6 separate regions of the Mus musculus genome follow, and all the other regions are linked to region 2. The links are chromatin loops, found by intact Hi-C in ENCODE. Cell type or tissue: left cerebral cortex. All regions are shown on one strand.

What was found. Hi-C counts contacts between places; a loop is a spot of excess contacts. Peaks named below come from ENCODE experiments on the same cell type or tissue, not always from the same donor. Only the 100,000 strongest peaks of a DNase experiment are listed, where the experiment ranks them.
Region 1: it touches region 2 in a loop (4-fold over the local background); 18 of 42 quality-filtered maps call a loop at or near these places.
Region 3: it touches region 2 in a loop (9-fold over the local background); 3 of 42 quality-filtered maps call a loop at or near these places.
Region 4: a loop joins it to region 2, with 4 times the contacts of the local background. A loop is called at or near these places in 24 of 42 quality-filtered maps.
Region 5: a loop joins it to region 2, with 4 times the contacts of the local background. A loop is called at or near these places in 16 of 42 quality-filtered maps.
Region 6: a loop joins it to region 2, with 4 times the contacts of the local background. A loop is called at or near these places in 5 of 42 quality-filtered maps.

Annotation. Positions count from the first base shown.
Region 1 is chr6:89,353,376-89,357,375 of GRCm38, forward strand. Plxna1 (plexin A1) reads right to left here. Exons shown (of 32, transcript NM_008881.2): 2 at 3,083-4,000; 3 at 1,481-1,663. Among named protein-coding and RNA genes, the nearest start is that of Gm40415, 6.0 kb to the right of the region's middle. In left cerebral cortex, a CTCF peak has its summit at 2,434; a DNase peak (open chromatin) is centred at 2,514.
Region 2 is chr6:88,926,207-88,930,206 of GRCm38, forward strand. No RefSeq gene overlaps it. Among named protein-coding and RNA genes, the nearest start is that of Gm36268, 11 kb to the left of the region's middle. In left cerebral cortex, a CTCF peak has its summit at 1,522 (motif pointing right); DNase peaks (open chromatin) are centred at 822 and 1,532; H3K27ac peaks cover 762 bases.
Region 3 is chr6:90,325,794-90,329,793 of GRCm38, forward strand. No RefSeq gene overlaps it. Among named protein-coding and RNA genes, the nearest start is that of Chst13, 2.6 kb to the left of the region's middle. In left cerebral cortex, a CTCF peak has its summit at 2,060 (motif pointing left); a DNase peak (open chromatin) is centred at 2,039.
Region 4 is chr6:89,628,609-89,632,608 of GRCm38, forward strand. No RefSeq gene overlaps it. Among named protein-coding and RNA genes, the nearest start is that of Txnrd3, 13 kb to the right of the region's middle. In left cerebral cortex, CTCF peaks have their summits at 1,803 (motif pointing right) and 3,669 (motif pointing left); a DNase peak (open chromatin) is centred at 3,633.
Region 5 is chr6:89,361,182-89,365,181 of GRCm38, forward strand. Plxna1 (plexin A1) reads right to left here and starts at 1,432. Exons shown (of 32, transcript NM_008881.2): 1 at 1,226-1,432. It overlaps Gm40415, which reads left to right and starts at 174. Exons shown (of 2, transcript XM_017321867.2): 1 at 174-217; 2 at 404-1,410. The coding sequence starts at 563. The coding sequence ends at 997. In left cerebral cortex, CTCF peaks have their summits at 163, 1,586 and 1,787; DNase peaks (open chromatin) are centred at 599, 1,392, 1,893 and 2,738; H3K4me3 peaks cover 2,217 bases; H3K27ac peaks cover 1,490 bases.
Region 6 is chr6:89,465,107-89,469,106 of GRCm38, forward strand. Chchd6 (coiled-coil-helix-coiled-coil-helix domain containing 6) reads right to left here. Exons shown (of 8, transcript NM_025351.3): 5 at 2,284-2,367. Gm46966 (a long non-coding RNA gene) reads left to right here. Exons shown (of 4, transcript XR_003956465.1): 4 at 1-1,485. Among named protein-coding and RNA genes, the nearest start is that of Gm46966, 14 kb to the left of the region's middle. In left cerebral cortex, a CTCF peak has its summit at 2,012; DNase peaks (open chromatin) are centred at 1,128, 1,328, 1,472 and 1,998; H3K27ac peaks cover 661 bases.

The sequences.
Region 1 (4,000 bases), 430 kb after region 2:
AGGACTGGAGAGACCCGTTCTCCTAGCTTCACTTGGGCCTATCTGCCACCCCCATAGTCCACAGGACAACAAAAGGGGGCACTCCCAACCCGGAAGCCCATCTCTAGCTGGGAGATAGGTATTAGAGAACCCCAAGACAAAGTCTCTAGGTTTCCCACACCCTACCTTCCATAATCCCTCTCAACACACATCTAACTGACTTCACTCAGCGGCTCCCCAGGCTCATGGGCCTCCTTGAGGCACACCAGTTACAGAAGAGGCTATACTGGAGCTCCAGGGCACACCTATACCACCTAGGAGTCACAACAAACAAGTCAGGGCTCCAAGTGCAGTGGAGGCATGGTATGAGCTGCTCAACCTCCACTGATCAGGTGCCTGGCTCTACAACATTTGAGTCCACAGGATTCCTTGTTTACTGAGCCCCTCAATTACCAGCTCAGGCCCCAGGGCCTCAAGACCACCAACAGCACCCTAGCCTAGGATGGTGACCAGAGAACAGGCAAGGTTGGGATGTGATTCCCACAGCTGAGAAGAGGCCAGGGCTTCCTGGCCTTCCCTGGGCCCAGTCTCACCCACGGGCTCATGAGCAGGCAGGCCAGAGGGAGGAGGGCTGTGTCAGCAAGAGATCTCAGCTGTTATTTCATCTCCTGACCCTCCTGGTCCTTTGGGTACCCAGGCAACTCTACCTTCCAGTGTTACTGGAGGCTTCTTCCACCCAGGTGGGGCCCCACCTACTGCCCTTCCAGTGACAGGCTGATCCACAGCCTCTGGAAGCCCTCTCCGTCCTAAAAAGGAAGAGTCTAGAGACCAGACAGGCCAGTACATAGAGCCAGGGTCACCCCAAGGCCTGAGCCGGGCCCTCTGTCACTCAAGTCACCAGCTCCCTGGGCACCCAGGAAGGCATGGTGTGATAGGGGAGGGCTCTCCCCTTGCCCTGCCCTTGGCCTCGGCATTGCTTTGCTGCATGGTGGGTGGGAGTGGGGCTGGCTGAGGCATAATGCTGCTTCAGCAGACACCAGATCTCCCAGGGCTGAAAGAAGGGCCGAATGGGGAGGGGGGTTGCATAGTCCTGCCCAGTCCAACATCGACACCAGCTCCCCACCCCCAGCATCTAGACACACCCAAGCCTCTAGGACCCAGGCTTCTTTCTGAACAGTGGCCCTGAAACCCTGTGCAGCAGAACAAAGCCAATCACAGGAAAGGGGGAAGCCCCGACTCCTCACAAGCCCCATCTACCCATGGGTCCTCAGACAAACAAAGGACTGGGGAAAACTTCCCATGGGAAGCCCAGAAAGAAGGGAGCCTTTCAGAGGCACCCAGACATCTGAGTCCTTCAAGGTCACTGGACATGCACCCACCCACCTCATGCAGACCCAGTCTCCCTGTCAGAGAAAACCTGGTTTCTCTTTCTTGGATGGAACCTGAACACACACAAACACACCATCCAGGGGTGGCCCTTCCAAGCCCACACAGGCCTGACCTTGCGGATGCGGCCGCTGCGAGTGCCAGCAAAAACCACGGTGCGGCCTTGGTAGTCATAGGCAGCCACAGCAGTCAGGCCATCTTCCTTGTCGACAAAAAGGGGTGTGCCCTCGATGGTGACCGTGCCACCCAGTGGCTGGTTGAAATCCTGCCCGCAGAAGTCGTCATCAATCTGCAGGGGCTGTAAGCAGTGGTAAGGTTAAGTACTTAGCAGCTTCAAGGACCTTCGCCTACAACAGGGACAAGGCTGGGGAAGGCAGGCCTGGGCTGGGGGCTGGGGGCTTTATGACACCCAGACCTAAATAAGGCCTACAAAATTCTGGAGAAGAAACAGAGTCTGTGGCAGCCCAGGTCCAATGAATGCCCAAAGTGGGAGAAAGGCCCAGAGAGGGTGACTTGAAGGAAGGGCAAGTGAGCCACAGGACCCACAACTAGGCCAGCCCCTCAAGAAGTTGTCATGTTGGACAAAGAAAGAAATGGCCTCGAGCTGGGAGGCAGCCAATGGAAGTCTTCCTTCTGCAGATCTTACATTTGTACCTTGCAAAACAAAAGCTGTGTTTAAGGCAGGAGGGAGTGGGTACAAGCAGAAGGCACAGAGAAGAGAGAGGAACTTGCTGTGCGTGCAGGAGGCGATCAATACCTCAAGGTTCCGGAGATGGCTTTGAGTGGAGGCACCAGGAGGGGGCGGGGGGAGGCAGGACAGCAGTTTGGGGAGAAGGAAGAGGACAGCTGGTCCTCCTCTGGGGACTGAGGTTTATTGGGGTAGAGGCTACAAACATGGATGCAGAGGGAGGCCAGTCTGGCCGGGAATCCCTGGAAATAATCAAGGAGTAATGGGCAGGTCTGAGACCAGGGGCAGGGAATCAAGGGACACGTGGGGACACAATGCCTTTCCTGAGAAGCCAAGAGAAGAGCGGTGGCTTCACCTCCCGCTGCACTCAGAGCCTAGTCACACTCACATCACTCCTATAGGAGCCAGGCACTCCTGCTGCTCTACTCTATTCTGAGGAGCAGCCTGTGGCTCCAATTCTGAGATAGAAAACCTGCTGTCTCCCGAGGGAATAGCTGGCTTGGGGGCAGGGAGCACTGGCTGCAGAGTATCCAGCACAGGGTAGCTGGGCCGCCCCTGTCAGGGGGTGCACTCAGCACTCACTGGGCACAGTGGGGGTCCTGCCGGGAGGATTAACTCCACAGAAGCAGTTCCTGGGCTCCTTGTGATGAGCTCCAATATCATTCTACCTCTAACTGGCTGTGTGAGCTTGGGCAAACCAATCTATCCCTCTGATCCTCTATAACCTCATTTGTAAAAGGGGAACAAACTAAAACTGGTCACCACCACTCAGTGTCCCAAGGGGTTTGGAGCTGTGTGGACAGGTGCCACCAGCCACTTCCTAAGGTACAAGGTGATGGCATGGTTAGAAGCAGACTTTAGGCCCAATATGCCAGGTTCAGGTCCTGCCTCACAAGGTTGGGGGGAACCAGGGAGGGGAAAAAGTAGAAAGCAGATCCAACAAAGAGCAGGGCCACCAAGGTGCAGGTGAAATGTGACCCCAGGAAGGGTGGCGGGAGCCCCCACCCACACTCCCCTACTCCTGCTCACCGAGTTGATGCAGCCCAGCTCCTTGTTGAGCAGCCAAGGCAGGGAGAGCTTTCCTTCTCCACGGTAGCAGGATTGGATGCGCTCCTTGATTTTCTCCTTGATGGCCCTCAGTGTGAACAGGCACAGCGCCGACTCCTTGGGTGGCTTCACGCGGTTCTTCTGGCCCTGTGCGAACACAGTGAACAACACCTCCTCATCCTCAGCCAGGCCCAGCTGTTTGGCCAGGGCCTGTCCCGGCCGGCTCAGGTAGGCGTCCTGCACCAGCCGATACTCCACGCCAGCCTGCTCGCAGCCAATGGGGAACTCCACGTAAGAGTAGAACTTGGGGTCATTCACGCACAGCCGCACAATCTTGGAGGTGAAGAAGTGCTCGCCAGCGGCGTCGGGCGAGGTAAGCTGCGTGTCTAGCTGCAGGGTGAGGTAGTATACGAACTGCTCGCTGCGGAAACTGTACACATAGTAGATGTCAAAGGCTGGGAACTTGGACAATGTGTCTGAAGGGATCTTGAGCTGAGATGACACAAACTCATCCTGGTACACAAAGCCAAACATGTCAGCATCTTCCTCGTTGGCCATGAGCCGGCGACTGGACAGAGTGGGGAAGTATTCTGATTTGCCATCGATGGGTGTGCCCACGAAGAGCTTGGCCTGGCCCTGGCCGGGTGGCCCAGCAATGAGCACTCCCGCCATGCTGCCAGCCTCTCGAACACTGGACAGGTAGTGTTCCTTGCGGTGGTGCGGCTCGCCCAGCTTGAAGAGATCGTCCAACCTCAGGAACTGGCAGATGCCCTGTGAGGCACTGCCACAGGCCAACAGGCGGTTGGCTGCATAGTCCAGCAGTAGAAGCTTGTTGACGTTGTCTGTGCTGCCCAGACCATGTGGGCAGGACTGTACACTGGGGGGTGGGTAGCATTTCTC
Region 2 (4,000 bases):
CTGTGTGCAGCAGCCCTCTTCCAGCCTGCTGCTCCCAATCTGCAGTTGCTCATTCATGCAGACATTTACTAAATACCTACTATGTGCCAGTCAGTGCTCTAGGCTCTGGTGGTGTATAGAATAGACAGGGCCCCTGTCCTCTGGGCTGTGTTCTACTAGAAATCACAGATAACAGGCAAATAAATAGCCTGGATGAGAAGGGGGGGGGGTGATGTAAAGAGGCTATTGTTAGCTGGGGAGGCAGTGGAGACTAAGGCCATAAAGGAGAGAAGATACAGGCAGAGTTGCTTCCCAACATACCCAGAATGCCAGTTTAGGCAAAACCAAATGTTAGGACTAAACTACGGAGTCCAGGAAGAGTTAGAGGAGGCTGGTCTTGTCTGTGTGTGCTGGGATAGTCCTCTTTGAAGGAGGACAGGTTACCTGCATTGACTCAGAGTGGAAAGGGAACTGCCAGTGTTATTCAGCACAGTAGTGGACATCCCCAGACTCCTGGCCATGGGTCTTCATGGCGTTTGCTGAAGGCTAGGGTGGCTGGACTCCCAGGATACTGTGGAGCAGGGAGGTGGGTCTACTCCCTGGGTGTGAGTCCTGACCTCCAGCTCTAGCTTCCCCTCCCTGTAACAGGGTGAGTCTCCTGTTCTTAGAGGTAGTCCAGTGAAGGTTGGACAGCCAGCCCAGAGGCTTCCCAGTGCAGTCTGGGGCATACTGCTGCACTGGGTACTCACAGCCCTCCCCAGCCAGAGGCCCTCTTCCTGTGACATAGCAGAGCTTATGTAACACCAGCTCCTGGGCAGGGTGTTGTCAGCAGTTCCAAGGAGACAATGCCCTAGCTCCCAGGGTGTAACTGTAGAGACACCCTGTGTCTGTAGGACCCGTCATTGTGTGCTGGGTCCGTCCTTGGTGGTGTTGGCAGCTCAGGAGGGTTGTTTCCACAATGCTGCAGGCACACCCGAGGGCACACTGCATTTCTGATGGTGACTAATGGTGCCTGCAGCCTGCAGATCTCTGGTTCACTCATCATTTGTAGAGACAGCCTTGTCCAGCTCAGGGCCATTTGGGCTTTTTTTTTTCGTTCCCCTGCAGACCTTCTGCTCCGAGTCTCCACTGTTTTTCTCCTGTGAGGCTGTTCTCTGTGCTGACCTCTCATTCGGCTTGTGAAGGGCTGCAATTTCCCATTTGTCATGTGACTTTGTTTTTCCTTTGCTTTAAGTGTACTTTAAATCTGAAGCCCGTTCCTGGGCTGTCCTCTTCCAAGCCCGGCAGAACCTTCTCCAGGTTCTGAAAGGAAGCTGCAGAAGATGGGAGGCTTAGTGGGAATCCAGCATGGTTGGAGACTTGGGGTGCCTGCATTCTGCTTGTCCCACCACAGTGGCTGGCACACCAGTGGGGACCCCAGGCCTTGCCCTTCAGTACCAGATAGAGGTTCTGAGGTCCAGAATCTCTGGCTGCATAGACAGCACCACACACCTTAGGAAACATAACCCAGAGATGGCAATGTGGTCTCAGGACGCAATGCAGTGTGAGGACAGCAGGGGGTGCTGTGGCTCCAGGCTCTAAGGAGACAGGCAAAGGAAGAGAGGAAGAGGGGATGGGGAGGCAGGAAGAAGAGAGAGGGAGGGCAGGGAGTGGGAGGCCCTTGCTCCCTCCCCACCCTCCAAGCCATCTCCTAGGACAGACCTGGGACCTGGCTACACTCAGCTGCTCAGCCCAGACACCGTGGGGATATATTGTGGAGCTGTATCCCCATTGTCTCATGGTGTCCTCCTGCCCAAGCTCCCTGCCTAGATCCCAGTCTACCTCACCCTGTCTCTCCTCCTATACCCTTCCTGGAACCCCAGTTCATGTCTCCTCTCTGGTCCCTGTCCCACCCTCTCATCCCAGCTGTGGTCTAGCCTGTGCTGTATACTACTGGTGCACCCCTCCCTTCCAGATTGCTCCTCCCCTCCTAGCCTGGGTCCTCTTCTCCTGCTGCATCTTGTAGCCTGAATGGATGGGCTAGGAGCCACTGCTGCATCCTCTCTTCCAACCTTTTGGCTGCCTATCACCTTGAGCTAGAACCTGGCACCACTCCACTACCTTTTCCCGGTCTCAGCTTGGCTGCACACCCAGGAAGGTGGACATTGAAGACATTGCCAAGAGCCTAGCCTTTCCCAGGAATTCATCTTTAGGATGAAGACTTGGAGCCTCAGAGAGGTCAGCCATTCACCCAAAAATCACACAGCGGAATGGATATGCTCCGGGGTTTAGGAAAGGTGTTTTACTTTATGTCATATAAGTTGCCTGGTGTGTCTGGTTGGGCTATCTATCCTGAGCCTCACTGTGCCTCAGGTTCACCTTGGACTGTGAATGGACTACCCATGGACTCTGGCTGTGGAGGCCTTTGAATTTAATTGTATTCTAAAGGGTTTTGTTCCTAGGTCTGTAGGCAGGGATGTGAGGAGATGGTCTTGGAACCAGGGGTGGGAGGCTTCCCAGTTTCCTGGGCCCCTTGTCAGCTGAGAGAGGGGCTCTTGGACATGCCAGTCTGGCAAGCTGAGAGGCTGGACCCAGGAGAGGGATAAGGCCTGGCACGATGCCTGGCCACCTCTGCCAGACAGCGTGAGAGACACTGGAAAGTGACTCATCTGCATAAAGTTTTATTTCGTTTGACTTTGGTTTATTCAGCAGTCGTATTTTGTAGCTCATGCTGGATTTGAACTTTCCATCCTGCCTAAACCTCCTATGGCCAGCTCTGTCTTCCCGTTTGTGAGAGCTGGCAACAGATTCAGATTTTTCCAAACTTTCAGGTAGAAGAAAATGGGTCTCTGGGCTGGGTCCAACCAGGTTGAACAGTATGGTCCAGTCAGTTCCTGGTCCCTAGGTTCCCAGTCCAGCACTGAACACACTGATGGTCATTAAAGCCCTGCCCAGCAGGGGAGCAATTTACCTGTGATACACCTTTCCTAGGCCTGGTGCCTGGGGCTCAGGACCTAGAGAACCTATTCACAGGCACCTGCTGGTAGTATCCTGTCTTCCCTCCTCCAGGCTATGCCCACCAACACAAACAAAGCAGTTAACCCCCTAAGCATAAGCTGGTTCTTGGCCTTGCTCTACAGTCCCCTGTCCCTTCCCTTGGAGGTCTGCTGGTCCCATCTTACCTGCCAGGTCTTAGTTTAAATTTCACCCCAGGATGCTTCTACGCCACCAATCAATCCTGTTTAACTTTCTGTCCTAGGGGATTTGGGGTCTGCTCTTTGTGCAAGCACGGTGGGCCAGCTGGCTCATCTGTGCAATACTGTCTCCCCATTAACTGCAACAGCCCCCAGCATCCTCACACACATGGTAAACTCTCAGTGAATGGACGGACAAATGGATGGACCAATGGATAGGGTAGGGGCTGCCTTTCCTCAGCCCCTTCCCTGGAGACCCAATTAGTGGATCATTGAAGCAGCCGGCTAGCGCACCCACAGACAGCAGTGCCCCATCTGGAAGCTTTGTTTAAAGACAGTGAAATCAGCTGCTTGGCTGGGCTACTGCCGAGGATACAGTCCTCCGAGGGCTACTGGCTCCTTGTGCCTTGTGTCCCTGACTCTGCAAATAACAGATTGAATTTAGGCCTTCTGTGGAGACTCAGAGAGGGCTGGCAGTTTGCTGAGGTCTTATCATAAGGTGTAGGAGTAGGGCTCAGAGGACAGAAGGCAGGTTCACGATTAGCAGGAAGGTCATTGGGTGGGATCCAGGTAGGAAGACCGGCAGGGAGCTCTGTTATCTTGAGGGAATGGCAGGATGGTTCTTTCCCTGTGCTACCTCAGTGGGCATAGTGCACATCCCCAGCAGATGTCAGAGGTCTCTTGGACCCAGCAACTTCCTGGTGCAAGCCCTGCCCTGTCTGCTTTGTGGCACATGGTCCTCTGATCATTGTCCAAGCATCTCTGGTCCTAGCTGTGTCTGCAGCTGGGTTCGCCTTATCACCCATCTTCAACAAATGTTCCCGGCCCTCTCTCTGGCTGGCCAGAGA
Region 3 (4,000 bases), 1.4 Mb after region 2:
TGGAACTTCTGCTCTCACAGCAGCCCCTCAGTTCCCTCTCTGGGGAAGACCACTTTGAAGAAACTCTCCACGTGGACCACACAAGTGATCACAAGCTGATTCTGAATGGAAGTGTGTGCACCAGTCAGGACACGGCCCTTCCTGAAAACTAAGGACTGGATTTGCATCAGTCATAGCGCAGGGAGCCAGGAAAAAGACTCCCCCTCATCGTGAGTAAAAATGCCCCAGAGTCATGTTAATTCCCCCAAGGCTGATGATGGGCAGAAAGTCCTGCATCCTGCACAAACTGTTTGAAACAGCAGTGACTGAGACCAGGAGTCCGGAGCTTCGAGATCCAGCAGCTGAAATCAGAAACTCAGCTTCCCAAGGTGCTCAAGGAGAGTTCAAAGCAGCCAGAAACCATGAGGACAGTAGTAAGGTTAGATAAAGCTGAAAGCCTCACTGCCGAGGAAGGCTCTAAGTGTCAGGATCACAAATCTTCCAGGACCCAGCAACTTAGCTTATGTAAAGGAAAAAAAAATAGCATGTGGTTTAAACCCAGCTCTTGGGAGGCAGAGGCAGGCCAATCTCTGTGAGTTCGAGGACAGCCTAATCTACAAATCCAGGACTATTAAACAGAAAAACCCTGTCTCAAAAAAAAATCAATCAATCAACCACCCAATAAAAAGTAAAAGATAATATTGAAGGGGTACTTTGTAATAGAGGCCTTTTTATAGCTGTCTTCACAGTGCCCAGTGTCCTAGGAGCCCACAGTGACTTTTCAGGTAGGAAGGGAGGTGGTCTGCACCACAGTGCAGGACAGCAGCCAGAGGTGTGTGGGGCAGAGAATACGTGAGGGAACCCATCTCTGGCCTGGTTCTACCTGCTACAGTTTGCTCTGGGTGCCATCACCCACTCAAGACCCAGTCAAGTAGAGAAATGGAAAGAGCAGGCCTTCTACAGCATTTCTTAATGGCAGGGCCAAACAGCTAGGCTGAACACAAGCCCAAGGGACCTGTGGATGTCAGTCCTTCCCCCATCCCAGGATCAGTTATAAATGTTTCTTCCTTCCCCCAAGCTCACACTGTAGCATGCTTTCTTATGTGTCGAGTCCCATTTGAATCCCAGTTCATGCAGGCATTGTCCAGCCTGAAGGAGAAGTGAGAGATCTCAGGCATGTCTTTCCTGGGCACTAGATCTGTTGTACTTGGTCATGTCACCCACAGCTGCTGCAGGCACAGGCACTCGGAGCTTATTTCAGACAGGGGGTTGCATTGTAGAGAGACACCAGAGTGAAGTCCACCCTTTGACAGATAAAGAAAGGGCTGGGAGTGTGGCTTAGTGTTAGAGGGCTTTCCTGAGCAGTGAAGCCCTTGCTTACATCCTGGTGCCACAAAATACAAATAAATAGAAGAGAAAGACATCCAGTGAGCACTGTGGGCTGCAGACTGCTCCTGATCTCGGGGTCTTGCTGCCCTGATGCCAGCCTCGTAGAGAACCCAAACAAGCAGCTGGCCCTGTGTGCACAGGAAGGGCATGGCTGACCCAACATTTAGCCTTGCGTGTATGGGATGAGGTGCTGCACCCAACACTAGCGTCTTACCTGCCATCTGTACTCAATTTCCCTGTACAATGGCGGTAATATTAAACCTCACTTTGTTGTGGAGGCTATATGAGGAGCAGAGATACTTGAACAGCCTCAGGTGTGGCAAGTGCCGTGTAAGGACTTGATATTAGAATTCAATAATCCTAATTGGTTCCTCTTATAGCAATGATCTATTATCAATTAATGAAGACTATGAAACAAATAACATTTATACGTTTAGCTTCAAATAGCAACAATGGTTCTACCTCCTTTCTGGGTGGGAACCCAGCTCACACTAAAACCACATAAATCCCTCGAGGAATGTCTGCTTCCTTTCAGCCCAGCCCAGAACCCGAGGATGCTGGATAACACACAATACCTATCTGCCCCCCCCCCCCCCAATCTCACCCAAACTCTCAGACCAGAACCTAGTCTTCCAATCTTCGGTGTGTTTTTGGCCTTCTACGCTGCCACCTGGTGACCAAAATTGAGAATAGCTCAGCCCACTATTGTCCTTAGAGATGAGCATCGGTGGAGACTACCAGAAAGATTGGAATCCATGTGCAGAAGCCTGCCTCCAAGAACAGGTAGCTCCGTGGAAAAGCTTCCTTTTGCCTGCTGCAAAGGCCCTCAGATGTGTGTCAATTATAACTAAGTAGCAAATTGCCTTGAACTTTGGAAACATCCAAAAACCACTTCAATGCTGTGGATCAGGATCCTAGGAAGGCTCCTGGTGGTATGCTTCCCCCAGAGATCCCATGCTGCTGCAGGCAGATGGTAACAAGATGGCCATCATCTTATCAGGAGGCCTGCCATGATGGTATGTGACATACGTAACTATCTTTCTCAGGAGCCTGGAATCTTGGGGCCATTCCCAGAGAACGTGGCTGTGTGGCCTGTCTCTGACCTGATCACATTTCCCTTAGTTCCCTGGAGCCACTGAGGCTGTCCAGGTTCCAGTGACAGGTGAATCCCAGCCTCACACAAAGACATGCCTGAAAATTTGTAGATCTGATTTAATTCTGTCTCTGCATGTTAAAGAAGCAGTAAGGAACCATGAAGTTGGCCTGGCCTAGCTGCCTTGAGAGGCATGTGTCTTCGGATTTTCAGGTTAGAGTCCATGACTCCTAGGGCACAATGTGCCTTCCAGTTTCTGAGAGACTGACACACTGCCTCAGGAAGTGCAGTATTCAGGCCTCTCTGCTTCAATGTATGTTCCCTCAGAAGTCAAGGAAGCATGGACGCTTGACAGGACAGTTAGTCTTAGGTAGTAATATTGTGTACCCTGTATAGCTTGTAAATGTCATTGAATCCTAGCAACTTCAACTGTACTGATCCTGGCAATTGTCATTATGTTCTGTTTCTGATAAAGGTTTAAAAAGTCTGATTGCTCCCAATAAAATTGCCACAGTTTTGCTGTGAACACCTTCCCCCCAGCAGCCTGATTTAATTCCTCATGGCGTATCAGATGACGTTGGCCTGGTAAGTATGTGCAGGCACTTACAAAGGAGGCTCTGTGGCGAGTGCCAGTGGATGGACAAAGTGAGAGATGGTGCATCTCCCGGAGCCTACAGTGAGCATTTATTTCTAAACACACCAAAAATCTGACGGCTGAGATATCTGGATGCTGGCTGTGCCTCTTCTCTTCTGTGTCGGTTGGAAGGGGAAGGGCTAGCAAGAGGCCAAAACTGTCTCTGGAGATGGAGTCTTTAGTGCAGGTATCAATGAGAAAAATGCCAACATCTCATGTGGTGCTGATTGCATGAGGGGCATCGTTCAGGGCCCTTCAGGTATGGACCTCATTCCATCCCCAGCTACACCTGTGAGGTATTAGTGTTGTTAGGGCCATCTATCCCTTGGTGTTCATGCCACTGGAACTGCAGATACCAATCCCCAGGGTCATCTCCCTTACATGTTATAAAGTGGTGTGTAACCTATAAAATCCTCCCCTTACTTTCTGTCATCCTTGGGTGCCATGTGAAACCTAACACAATGCCATTGTTGTGGCAATAGACTTCACACTGCATCTCTGGCGAGCCCACAGTCAGGATAGGCATAGGTAAGGCTTTGTACAGTTTGTAAGAATCATCCTCAAATGGGGATCCTGAGGGCCATCCATCCTTTCCTTACAGAGAGGCCAGGAAACATACCCAGGGACACACAGCTAGTGAGCAGGGTAGTTGTGGTCCAAGCCAAACACACTTCTGTGTTCAGCTTATGTGAATCTCTTACTCCATTAAAATGTTTACAGTTTGTTTTCTGACTAAATAACTTATTCTAGGGTGAGATTCACATGCAATTGTGAGGTGGCATAGGTACTCCATGTGCCCATATGTCTCCCTAGTGGTGACATCTTGAACATTCCAGTCAGGGTGCTGAACTTGAGGATGTCCACTGCAATATAAAATCAGCTTCAGTTGGTTACAAATATTTAAA
Region 4 (4,000 bases), 700 kb after region 2:
TCTCTGGAACTCAGATTTTCAGTCTTGCAGGCTATAAACATCTTGCTCACAAGACCTGAGGAACTCTCCCTCGCTCCTGGCTGCTAAGTTCCCCCGGAGCCCAGAACATCCTTCATTCTAACTTGACAAAAGCGCTGTGCTTTGAGGCCTGTTTTATAGGTTTTCTGTGCTACAGGTTTGCGGTCCGTTACCGTCATCTGTCAGAGTTATAAAGCAGCACTGTGCTCACTTTCCTGTTGGTTGATTTTATTTAGACACTAATTCCTATAGCTGTTTAAAAAGAAGAAAAAGGATGAGAGCAGGCAAGGAACACATTGCAGTCTCTCAGCAAATTCTCCTTACCTGTTCCATACATCACGTCTCAGGACAAGAAGCACAAATAACTCAAGAAATACGCATAAACAACGCCACCGGTCTTTAATAACAGACAATTAGTGGTCTCCTAAGTTGCTCTCAATTTCTGGCTGTCTCTAGATACTGGCTCCTGAGGAAGGCAGTTCCAGGGCCAGTAACTATCACTCTATGTCTTTAGCAGTAGACAGGACTTTGGCCACGGAGGTACTGAATAAATTCTTGTGGGCAGAATGATTCCTGCAAGTAAGAACCAGACCTGAGAGGCCAACGTGCTGAGCCAGGTTGATGGAGCCATTTTTCAGGGGATGGGAGGAGAAGAGAAGGAGGCAGGCTGCAAAGGAACCATGAGTAATCTTGCTTAGGTCTGCAGCCAGCTTTGTCCCTTCGAGGCTGTGTCCCTGAGACAGTCATCTCTATAAAATGAGACAGGTATGCTTCGCTCTGTCACAGCCTGAAAGCTGCTTGGGCAGAAGCAAGAGGGACATAACCTCAAAGACACTGTTGGTCTCTTGGTGTCTTTTTTATTCACTGTGTAAAATTGATACATCTGTGTAGCCATTTACACAAGTCTGTTCACTGGATATGTAATCATTTACATATAATTTCCCAGTCCCAGCCTTAGCCTCTATTACATTCTAGAATCTACTTCAGACCCCAAACTTGAAGCATTTACTCCTTGAAGCAAAATCTCTTGTCTTTTCTGCTACTCAGACTCAGTGAAGGATATTGATTTTTAAAATAAATCTATTGCTTTTTAAAGATATATTTATTGTTTTTGCCTGTGTACCACATGTGTGCAGTGCTAACGGAGGCCCGAAGAAGGTATTGGATCCCTTGGAACTGGAGTTACAGGAGGGGATGAACTACCTAATGTAGGTGCTGGGAACTGAACCCGAGTCCTCTGAAGAACCACAAGCACCCTTAACCTCTGAGCCATCTCTCCAGCCCCTATTTAAAATTTTATTATCTATTTATTATTTTATTCAGTGTTACATGAAGCCATCTTCTCACAAGTATATATGCACTTTGAGCATACCCCCACCCCCTGACTCTCCCCTTCCTCCCTCTCCCATCAGCCCCCTTTCTTCATGTTGACAGTTTCATGTCTATTCTCACATGTGATTTTACGTGTTTGTAGATTTCATGTGTGGAACTCACCAGTGTAGGGAACACTTGATGTTTGTCCTTTTGAGACGGAGTTAATCTGCTTTAAGCGATAGTGTCCAGCTGCATCCACTTTCCTACACTGTTTGGCTGAGGAAAACTCCACTGTGTGTTTACGCCCACATTTTCTGTGTCCACTCCTTTGTTGATGGAGCCTGAGGTCCGTTCCATAGCTCAGCTGTGTGTCATCTGCTCTTTTTCCTGTGGCCTCTCTGTAGGTAGCTCTTCTGTGCAGCTTGGATGGACACACCCACCAATAGTGGCAGCATGCAGACAGAAGAGGGAGCTGAGGCAGAAGCCATGCAAACAGCATCCCTCAGGTTGCTAGGATCACCAGCCTTTCCACTATTGTATTTCATTTGAACTAGGGCAGGGTCTGTGAGCTGGAAAGGGTCCCATATTGTCCCCCAATGCCCTGCAGGTGACACACCTGTAAAGTGACCCTACTCTGCCATGAGCATTTGGTTAGAGCAACACTGTGAGTATCGGTAAAGTGCTGTTAATAGCAACGGTAGGACTTAATCTAAGCACCACTTTTAATGTTTATTTTTTAACATAAGTGAGCTAAGATGTCGTGGGGGTGGGCAGCTGTTAGACCTTTTCCATGTTCTTGGCTTCCTGTAGTGGAGAACTCTGGGCCTGCAGACTCTCCAGACTGCCTCTAAGTCAGTCCCATTGCTTTGAAGTCTCCACAGCTACTGGCTGCTGGAGCTTGGCTCAGAAGGCACTGGCCCCAGCCCACTGCTTCCATAGTTCCAGGAGACCTTTCTGCCATCCCAAGCTCTGGTGATCTCTAACAGGCTGATGGGGAGCACTCCCTAGCAGCTCAGCCGAAGGCATGTGATGGCTGTGCATTGGTCCCTTGCTACTCCCTTTCTGGGCAGTATGAGCAGGTAGTTGATCTCGCTTTTGGAGTCAGCTTGGAGACAGTTTCCTGTCTGGTGTTGAGACCCCCTAAAGGTCTTTTCTTCCTTACTTATGATGTTTATCATTAGCAGACCTGGTTAGGGAGAGCCTATAGAATGAGAAAGTGACCCAAGAGACTTGGGAGCCAGAAGGCCAGGGAGGGAAGGCTGAAGGCAAGAAATCTCAGGCCCCATTCATTGGAAGATCCAAGGGAGCTACCAAGTCTTAAGGGCTGAAGGTCCTGGCATCTTGGTCCAGGAGGTGCGGGGCAGAGGGTTTCACCGCTCAAGGCCCCTAGCAGCAGTGCTTGCTGGTGCCAATCATCAGTGTTGGAAGCTAAGTGTCAAGAACCAGTGCTGGGGGTTAAGGCCCAGGGCCTGTAGCCTACATACCTGGAGCCCCAAGTCTCTACCGCAGCCTGGAGCATCTGGGCCCCTGTTCTCAGGGCTTGAGTTACAGCCTCTGGCTCTGCCAACCCAGCTCCCATGTTTCTGATGCTCAATGGGGGGAGCACCTCACCTGCTCAGATTCCTATCAGAGGAGAGGGACGCCACCAGCTGACCATCAGCACAGTCGTCTGTCTCCTGCCCTTTTCCTGTCTTCTTTCATGGTGTCCCTCTTTAGAGTCTTTCCTCACTCCTATTTCTGCCTTCAAGTTGGCCACTCAACACCAAATTCACAACTTCTTTGAGCCTCAGTTTCCTTGCCTGCTCAATAAGAGTGAGCACAGCAGCTCAGAGAGAAGTAGAGTTTCAATAAGTTCACTCATAAGTGCTAAGTGCTGAGCGCCCTAAAGCCAAGGTGACCACTCCAGGAATATCCTTCCAGCTGTTTACCCAGCAGCAGCATGGGTGGGTCTCAGCAGCCCAGCCAGGACGGCTTTTAAGAGCTGCCTCTTTCATTTCATCCCCCTTGCAGGCTCCAACCTCTGTAGTTCACAGGGCTTGCTTACCTACCCCAGTAACCCATGTCACCCTCCCCACTGTATTCTAGAGGCAGTCAAGACTCAAAGAGGTGGAGTCAAGCGAACTGGAACACAGCTCCCCAGGGAGCTGCTGTGGCTGCCGGCACTGACCACGCCTGGGTGGTGGTTGTTACTGGATTAAAGGCACCTGGCCACTTCCCTGTCGCGTGCTGAAGCCAGCAGGCAGCCAGCCTCACAAGTATCCTTCTAACAGGGGCACCTTGCTATTTTGTCTGCGTCATAAGAAGCTTTGGCGCCACCAAGTGGTTATCTAGAGAACAGTATCTTGGTACTGCAGTTTTGAGATCAACCTGAGGGGTGGCATCTCTGTCTAGCCTACAAATCCTGGTTCCCAAAGCTCATCCCTGCCTGGCTGCTCACTAGAAGTGGAAATGAGCTTTCTGAGGAAGCTTCACAGTGCACTGAATCCACACTATATCCCTCTGTTGATGCTAGGCCCCGTGTCCAGCAATGAGGAAGCAGAGAGAGACCATGGGGGTATGGCAGAGAAGGATCTGTCTGCCAGAAATGCAGAAGTGAAGCCCTGTGGACTTCCAAGTGAGGTCAGCTGAATTATGTAGTGACTTTTAAGTGCCAGGAGCTAATCAAAGT
Region 5 (4,000 bases), 430 kb after region 2:
GAAGCAGAGTCCCTGTTTTGCACCTCTGCCTAGGGCACTGGCTGAGTGCTTCCCCGACCCAGCAGACTCTTGGCCAGCCTAATGCAGCACTACCTCCTCCTGCTCACCCCCAACAAGCAATGGAGCTGGAAAACTGGGGGTGCTCTAGGAGGGCTGGAGAAGCACAGGATAGCACCACCCTGATGGGACTGAAGACCCGCAGCACCTGCTGGAAGAGGTAGGTAGCACCAGGAGCCAGAGCCAGAGGTAGGAGCCTGGCAGAGGGGCAGAGGCTCAGTTCGTTCCCATCCCCCCCCAACACACCCCTTTCTTTCAAGGGGCGTGGCCCCAGCACCCCACCGATGAGACTGAGAGGGCTCCGGCCACCTAGTAGCCTCTCTGAAGCCCTCTTGTATCCTTCCAGGGCAGCACCTGGGATCTCTGCAGGCAGAGGGGGCCTCCCAGGAATCTACACTCGCCCTTCCCTACAGCAGCCAGAGTCAGCCCATCACCGCCGCCGTCCTCGCCGTACACCAGGCCTGGGACCGTCCAGGAAGCAAGAGGGGAATCCTCCGGGGAAGGAATGACCCGTGGAGGCCCTGCGCAGGGGGAGGCCGAGGAGGCCCGAGCCGGCGTCCTCTCCGGTGGCACCGCACCGCCCCTTGCAGCCGGGTGGAGGGCCTGCGGGCCTGGGCTGGCTGCGGCGCCCACTCGCGCGCCGGAGCCGGAGGGGGCGGGGGTCCCCACGAAGCCTTGCAACTTCCACCCCACTGCCTCAGGCCGGCCCGAGGCGCAGCCAGGGACCTGCCCCGAATCCCGCGGCCCTGCCCGGGCCTGCCCAGCGCGGCGCTCGCCTGCGGCCCACGTCCCCACCCGCGGCCCGGTCCGACCCGGCGCAACACGGGCCGACATGGGCACCCGCAGGGCCCTTCCCGCGGGGCCACTGCAAACTTTCTCTCCTGCCTGGAGGAAGGGACCGCGACTGCGGCCACAGACATTGCGCCCCCCCGGATCGTAGGGCCCCGGACGTGCTGCGACCCGCCGGGACGCGGCAGCCCATAGCGGAGACCGCGCCCGGACACACGCGGGCGCCCGGCCGGAACCGCAGGACACGCCAGCCGCGGACACGCGCGCCGCAGTCCCCGCGCACACCCCCCTGGCCGCCGCCAGCGCCCCCCGGCCACTCGGGACCCCGGGCCGCGACGAGCCTCCCGCCGCCCGCGGGGAAAGTTGCGCCCCGACTCACCCGCCAACCCCGGGCGCGTCCCGCCGCTGGCCATCGTTGCGCCCCGCCGCTCGCCCCTCTGCGGGGCCGCCCACGCCGCGCAGGCCGCCCAGGCCGAGGCCGCCGCGCCCGGGCTCCGCTCCGCTGCGTGGCTGCGTCGCCGCTGCCCAGCATGAATGGGGCGCTGAGCTCCGCGCGGCTGCGGACCGGCCTCGCTCTCGCCGCCCCGCGGAGCGCCGTGCCGCGCGCATGCGCCGGCCGAAGCCGGGGGGCGGGGCCGGGGGCGGGGGCGGGGGCGGGGCGGGACCCGCGATGGCCTGCAGGGGGCGCTCGGCCCCGCGGCGAGAGCGCGCGCGGCGGGCCCCACCGCTTGCCTTCAAAGGGCGATGGCCACCTCAGCCTTAAAACTCTGGACTGGGGTGGGGGTGGGTGAGGTGGTCCGGGTGGTCCCAGGAGTCGATGCACTCTTTAAGGAGCACAGGCTGGAAGTACAGCTTTCGTGCACGGAAGGGTAAACTGAGTCCGGAGGAAGCACTTGCCCTGGTCCTATTGCTCATCTCTGCCTGCGCAACGATCGCTTAGGTGGGACCGGCACTGCACCCCGCAGGCCCCAGGAGGTGGCGCGTGCCGGGATGCCTAAGCTCAGAGGACGACTGTCCTGTCCGGTACGCGGTCCTGCAGCGGGGCGTGTTAGAACTACCCCAGCAGGATAGAGACCTCGCCGGGTCGATCGCGGGCGCGGGGCTGGCCTGCAGAGCTGGATTGCGCCAGGTCTCGGTCGGGTAGAGAACCTTTCTCAATAAGGTCACCCAGTGCAAGGCATCCAGACCAAAGCAGGCAGCTGTGCGCAGAACAGAACAGAGCAGTCAGAAAAGGTGGTCGTGGGAGGGGCGAAGGCTGACTGGGCACAGCCTGGGGGACCCAGTGCAGCTCATTCGGTAAGGACCATTGTCCGTACTCGTCTCCCAAGCAGTCATCACCCTCTTTCCCTGTGCTCATCCTTGCCTGGTTTTTCTTTGGGTGTGACCGTTTACATTTTGTCTCCCTGAATGACATATTCTTTTGTGTAGCTTGTTTGAGGATGCTATAGAAATGGTGTCCCGCCTTCCTCTCTGATAGGAATGCAGGGTCCTGTGGTCAGTCTTTGCTCTCACTGTGTGGCACAGGCTATTCTGGATAGTTAACCCTCTCTTCTGCTACTGGACTGGAGCCCCCTGCTCTAGACCTTGGTCTTTAGCTTCAACAGACGATGCAAACTTGGTTTTCCCCCAAGTGAAACCCCACCCCTCCACGTGATGGAGAAGTGTCAGCAACAGTGGGAAAGGTAATGGTTTGATTTTGCCAGGCTGAAAGTTGGTGCTGGTTCTTTTTGCTTCTGAATGGCGGTGAGACCCTTCTTCCACAGTTACACTTACCGTCGGACTCCACAGGCACTACATACTGAATGTACAAATCTCTGCTGTGCTGTACAAACCGGGTAGACAGACTGCGCAGGCCCTGTGACCTGCCCAAGCTCCCTCGCTGGTTGGTGGCAGAGCCTGGAGTCTGGCCCAGAGGTGCAGTTCAAACTGTGGGCTTCCTAGTTGCACACCTGTCTGCTTCCAATAGTTGGCTCTGCTTTCCAGTCCACAGCCTTACCTGCCTCACAGATTTGGTAATCCACTTGCAACGCTTTGGGGAGGTTACAGGCAGACTGGGGTTGTGCCTGTCCAGCTGTTCCCTGAGTTGCCTCTGCTCCTTAGCTTCAGAGGCTGACTGCCTCTGCTCACACCTGCCTTTGCCAACCTGTCTTCTGAAGTACAGCTAGGCAGGTGCTCAAGGCTCTTCCTGTTTTGTGACCCACACACAGCGGATAGGTATCCAGAATACATGAAGAACGCCAAAGAATCTACACAAACACGGCTACCATCCCACAGGAGGGGATAGGTGACCTCCGAAAACCTTTTTCTGGAGGAAATCCAGCTAGGGGCTATTGCTTTGGATCAGTTAGTAGTTCCACTGATCCCTCTCAGCTGCACTGTGCCTCCACTGATGTCTCAGCTCTTTTTTATGTGGTCTTATTGAGTCCCGAGAAGCAGCAGAAGAAGAAAGCCTGTGACCATAGAAGAGCTGGAATTGAACCTGGGCCTGCAGCTTTGGCTTGACCACATTGCAGAGAAAGGAAGTGAGTCAGCACAGCTGCTGTGACTGCTGCTGCCAGGGCTCCTCCCTCTGCGTTTCCCCCTTGGGGGTCACTTCCCTGCAGGAACTGGAAAGGAGAGGAGTAGTCCCAGGAGCAAGGTTCTGGTCAAGGGGGCCTAATAAGGTTCTTAAGGCCCCTCCCTTCACATGCTCCAGCAGCGAACAGTTTCAGGGCCATTTCTGCACCTGTGACAGACCCTCCTACAAATGGGCTCAGCTGGCTCTTCCTCCCCTCTGACAGCCCCGTATTAGGGGTAAGGGATAAGGAGGAAGGCATAGGGAGAACCCAGGCATGCTGGAGGACCCACTTCTCCCAGACCCAGGTTCAAGCCTCAGGCCATTTCAGTCTTCCCCCTGTTCCCTCATCAGAGCCTCCTAGCCCATTTCACCCTCTTCCCTCCTGCCACCTCCTAGCTGGAGGTTGTGGGCCTTTCTTGTCTCTGGCTTCCACCCATGACTCAAGGGTCAAAGTAGAGTTGGTGGAGAGCCTCCTGTTCAGAACTCTCCACATATATATGCATGCACATGTACACACATCACACAGGTATTCACACATGTACAGGTACATATACATATACTCAGATATACAAACACATATGTACTCATAGGTACACA
Region 6 (4,000 bases), 540 kb after region 2:
ACACTGTATAGTTATGTGGAAAGTTTGCAGCCTCTCCTTCCACACTAAAAGGCCATCATGGCAGAATAAACACAGTAGTATAAAAGCACCACAAAGTCTCCTTCTCTTGGACCATGAGCTTGGATGGTGCAGACTTTCCTTCCCTACCTGTCATAATGACCAGGGGAGGCCCACATGGAAGCCCAGGACTGGCCCCAAGGACGGCAGAATTCCAGCCTGAGGACTCCACCATTCCACCTTACTCTTCTTGCCTTGCCCTGAACCCTGATTTGTTCAGAGCTCCAGAATTAGCCCTTCTCCTCCTGGGCACGATCCCACTCTCCATGCCATGAAACCAAATGGGGTTCCACTGTCCAGATCTTCCCCACTTACTCTTAGATCAGGCTTTGTTGTCGGTGCCTATGCTTAAAGAAACAGAAAAGGAAAAGAAAGGGAAGAGAGGAAGAAACAGGAAGGGGATGTTGAGGGAGGGGATAAGGAGGAGCATGATGGCTGGAAGGTCTGGGAGCTGCAAATGGCAAGTCTAGGAGTGTTCAGCAAACAGAAGCCAAACTGAAGAAAAGCAGCAGCTATAGAGAAATTGTCAGAGGCTGTACTTTCCTCTTCTCAACCATTACCAGAATGAGCTTATCCATGGAAAAGATCACCCCCCCCCCCCACACACACACACACCTCCTTTCAGAGATAATACAGGTAAGCCTTACTCTTCAGCCTCACTGCAACCCCACTACCTCTAGCCTGATCTCCATCTGCTGGGATGTGGGGTGTTTTCCTCTCTATTATTGCCAGCAAAGCACTACCAGAAAGGAGAGCATACTTTTGACAGCTCCTATCGAAGCGTAGAACTATTCACAAGCATGTAAACTTCTCTGTGTGAGGAGTGGGGTGCCCCTTTCCCAGCAGTAGGGAGGAAGAGTGAGGTGGAGGAGCCTGCTGGGAGGATTGCTTCTCCCATGGCAGAGCAGAAACCGGCCTAACAGAGAAACCCAGGAGGAAGAGGAGCGCGATGAAAGGAAAGCAGATTTGGAGGGGGAAAGCTGCTACAAGGCCATTTCCTCCCACCCTACAGAAGCATGTGCACAAGCTCTGAGTAGCCAAGCCCAACGCAGAGATGAGGAGAGCACAGCAGGAAACAGTACTGCACATACAACCAGAAAGAATATCTCCATGCCTGAGAACATATGGGCGACTGTGATAATTAGAGCCATAGCTGGTGGATTTTTTTTTCAACTCCTTTTTGTAATCCCAAATCACAATTCTTAACATGGCCTGCTACAGTCAAACCTGCGCACGTGCTGCTTTGTGAAAGCTGGCTCCTTAAAGGCCGTTTGGCACTGCTCAGGCACGTGCTTAGGACTGCAGGGTATCACTGTCAGGGCTCTCTCCTCAATGCTGGCTTTCCTCTACATGCCTGGCAGAAGTGGGCAAGCAGGTGGCTGTGAAGCAGGGAGCCACCGCCCCTTGTCCTCATTACCTGGAAATCCAGAACCCACACTTCTGCCACTCTACTGTGGCATGCTCAGGAGAAACCCACGGAAAGCAAACTGTCACTTTCAAAGCTCCAAACCATGACAAATGACAGGAGAAGACTCGCTTGCAATAGCTGCTGGCTCAGATTGCTTGGCATGAGAAAGAATACTTTTCTTAGGCATGAGGAAGAATACTTTTTTAAAAATTTCCCAACCATCTTTTCCCATGTTATAAGCTATTTCTTTGGAAAATCTGTCATAATCAACAAATTAAACCTCCCAAAGTAAGCACATTACCAAATAAATTTTCAATCATAAATTGCTAGCATTTAACAAGGTAAAAATGCCTGTGACTCTGGCATTCCTGGCTCATCCTCAGCAAGCATGCAGCAGCAGAGCACTTTGATCTTCCAAGTCCCAGGAGAAAATCGATGATACAACTTTAATGCATTTGTACAGCAAGGCTTCATGTTATTATTATTTTTATCCAATGTAGCTTAACTCAAGTAAGAAAGGTACACTGGGTCTCAGCACCGCCCTGTGGTGAAAGTGAATTATTTTTCTAAAACTGGATTGTAGTAGAGCCAGCCACATTCACAGAAAATGGCCAATTAAAAAGCAATTATCTCCTTGATTGCAACTTGTTGAAAGGCTGGGATCGTGGTGCTCCTGTGGAGGCAAGAAGATGGGCATGTCCACAGGGTGACTGGTGTTGGAGTAAGTCAGCATGGGACCTGCTGTTCTCCCATCATGGTGGTCGGCTCTGGTCAGGTACCTTGGAACCTATCCAGAAGGAACCAGGCCGGAGTCTTACCTTTTCCTGGATGCGCCCCTGCTGCTCCTTGTAGAAGGTGTCACGGCGGCTGAGCTCGGCCTCTCTGTCCTCCAGTTCCCTGGCCTGGTTGGAGGAGCACAAAGCCCGAGTTAGCTGGCAGCTGGTGCTGAATGAGTGCCCCAGGGAGAAGGCAGCTGACATTTCTGCTCACAGTCACGCTCAAGGAGAAGGACAGTGGTAATGCACACAGAGCCTACGCTGTGGATGGTCATGCATATGTGTTATCCTCAATTTTCACAACAGCTCTTCAAAGTGGGTAATTAGCACAACCATTTTGCAGATGATAATCACTAATGTTTATTGAATGCTTACTGTCTGCCAAGTCCTGTTCTACATGCTTTTTGGACATTTCTAGGTTCCTTCCAAAGCCTAAGAGGAAAGCAGGGTGTACTAAGCTAGTCAGGGTCAAGAGTCACAATGGATCCCCATGACAGGAGATACAGCAGAGGGAGCAAGTAACTATTCAACAGCTCACAGCCAGAGCATGAACTTCAAGGACTCATTCAAACACATCCCTTAGGTGGGTAGAAATATATACCCTCCTCTTTAAGACTCTACCTTTCTTCCTGTACATGGGAACTCCTGCCATGATAGCTCAGCATATAGGACACAGAGCTCACAGAGCAGAGATGAACTTGGACCTGGCTAAAGCACCAAGCTGCCTCCAACCTCACAGATGGGAAAGAGCAGAGTTTGGCACTGTTTTTGGAATCCTGCTATTTGGTAGCATACCATGCCACTGTCCTACATGCTGAGCTATCATGGCAGGAGTCCCCATGTACAGCAAGAGAGGTAAAATCTTAAAGAGGAGGGTATATATTTCTACCTACCTAAGGGATGTGTTTGAATGAGTCCTTTGAGGCCAGCTTAAGAGAGCCTCCCTCCTTCAGTCATAACTTTGAGAGTCCAGGTGAACAGCTTGGAGTTAGCAGCCTAGGGGTGCAGCCCAGTCCTTTCCTTAAGTAGCCAAATGACTCTGAACTACTTCCTTGCTTACACAGACCATCTCTCTAGTGCAATGGCTAAAACTAGAATAGAAGTGTTCTCTGCTTCCCATGCCTACAAAACTGTCTGAAGGCTGAGGGTACCCCTTAGAAATGAGCAGGGTCAGAACAAGGCCTCTAAACAGGTCCATAGCATTGGAGCAGCTGGGAGCTTAGGGTAGCTGGGAGTATGGACTGGAATACCCACATCTCCACTGGGCTTTCTTTACTATGTATCAAGTTCCATTGACTCTGTCCTCAGTATACAGATGCAGTCATCATGGGCCTGAGAGGTTGGAACAGTCTGGGATACGTGGACAAGTACATCACTCCTAATTGTCATCTACCCATATGAGGTCTGTGTGAGCAAGCACTGCACTAGGCTCTTGGTGGCACTTACCCTCATCATCCCCAAAAGCACAAGCTTATCAATGACTGAGGCCTACTGTGAACATAAGTCCACACAATTTCCAAGTCCTGAACTTTTTATTTTAAGCTACACTATGGTATCTGCAGAGGGGTCTTAATCCCTCAAAAGTACAAGAGAAGAAAAGGGGTAAAGATCCTGAAAGCCCCCTCCTTGGCAGTGATGTACCTGTTGGCTTAGAACCTTCCAGAATAGTGCAATAAGAGCTGCCTGCATACCAGTGTGAGCATGCACATACTAAAAGGGCTGGAGAAAAGGGCCAAGGTTTAGGTAATGCCAGGCCAGG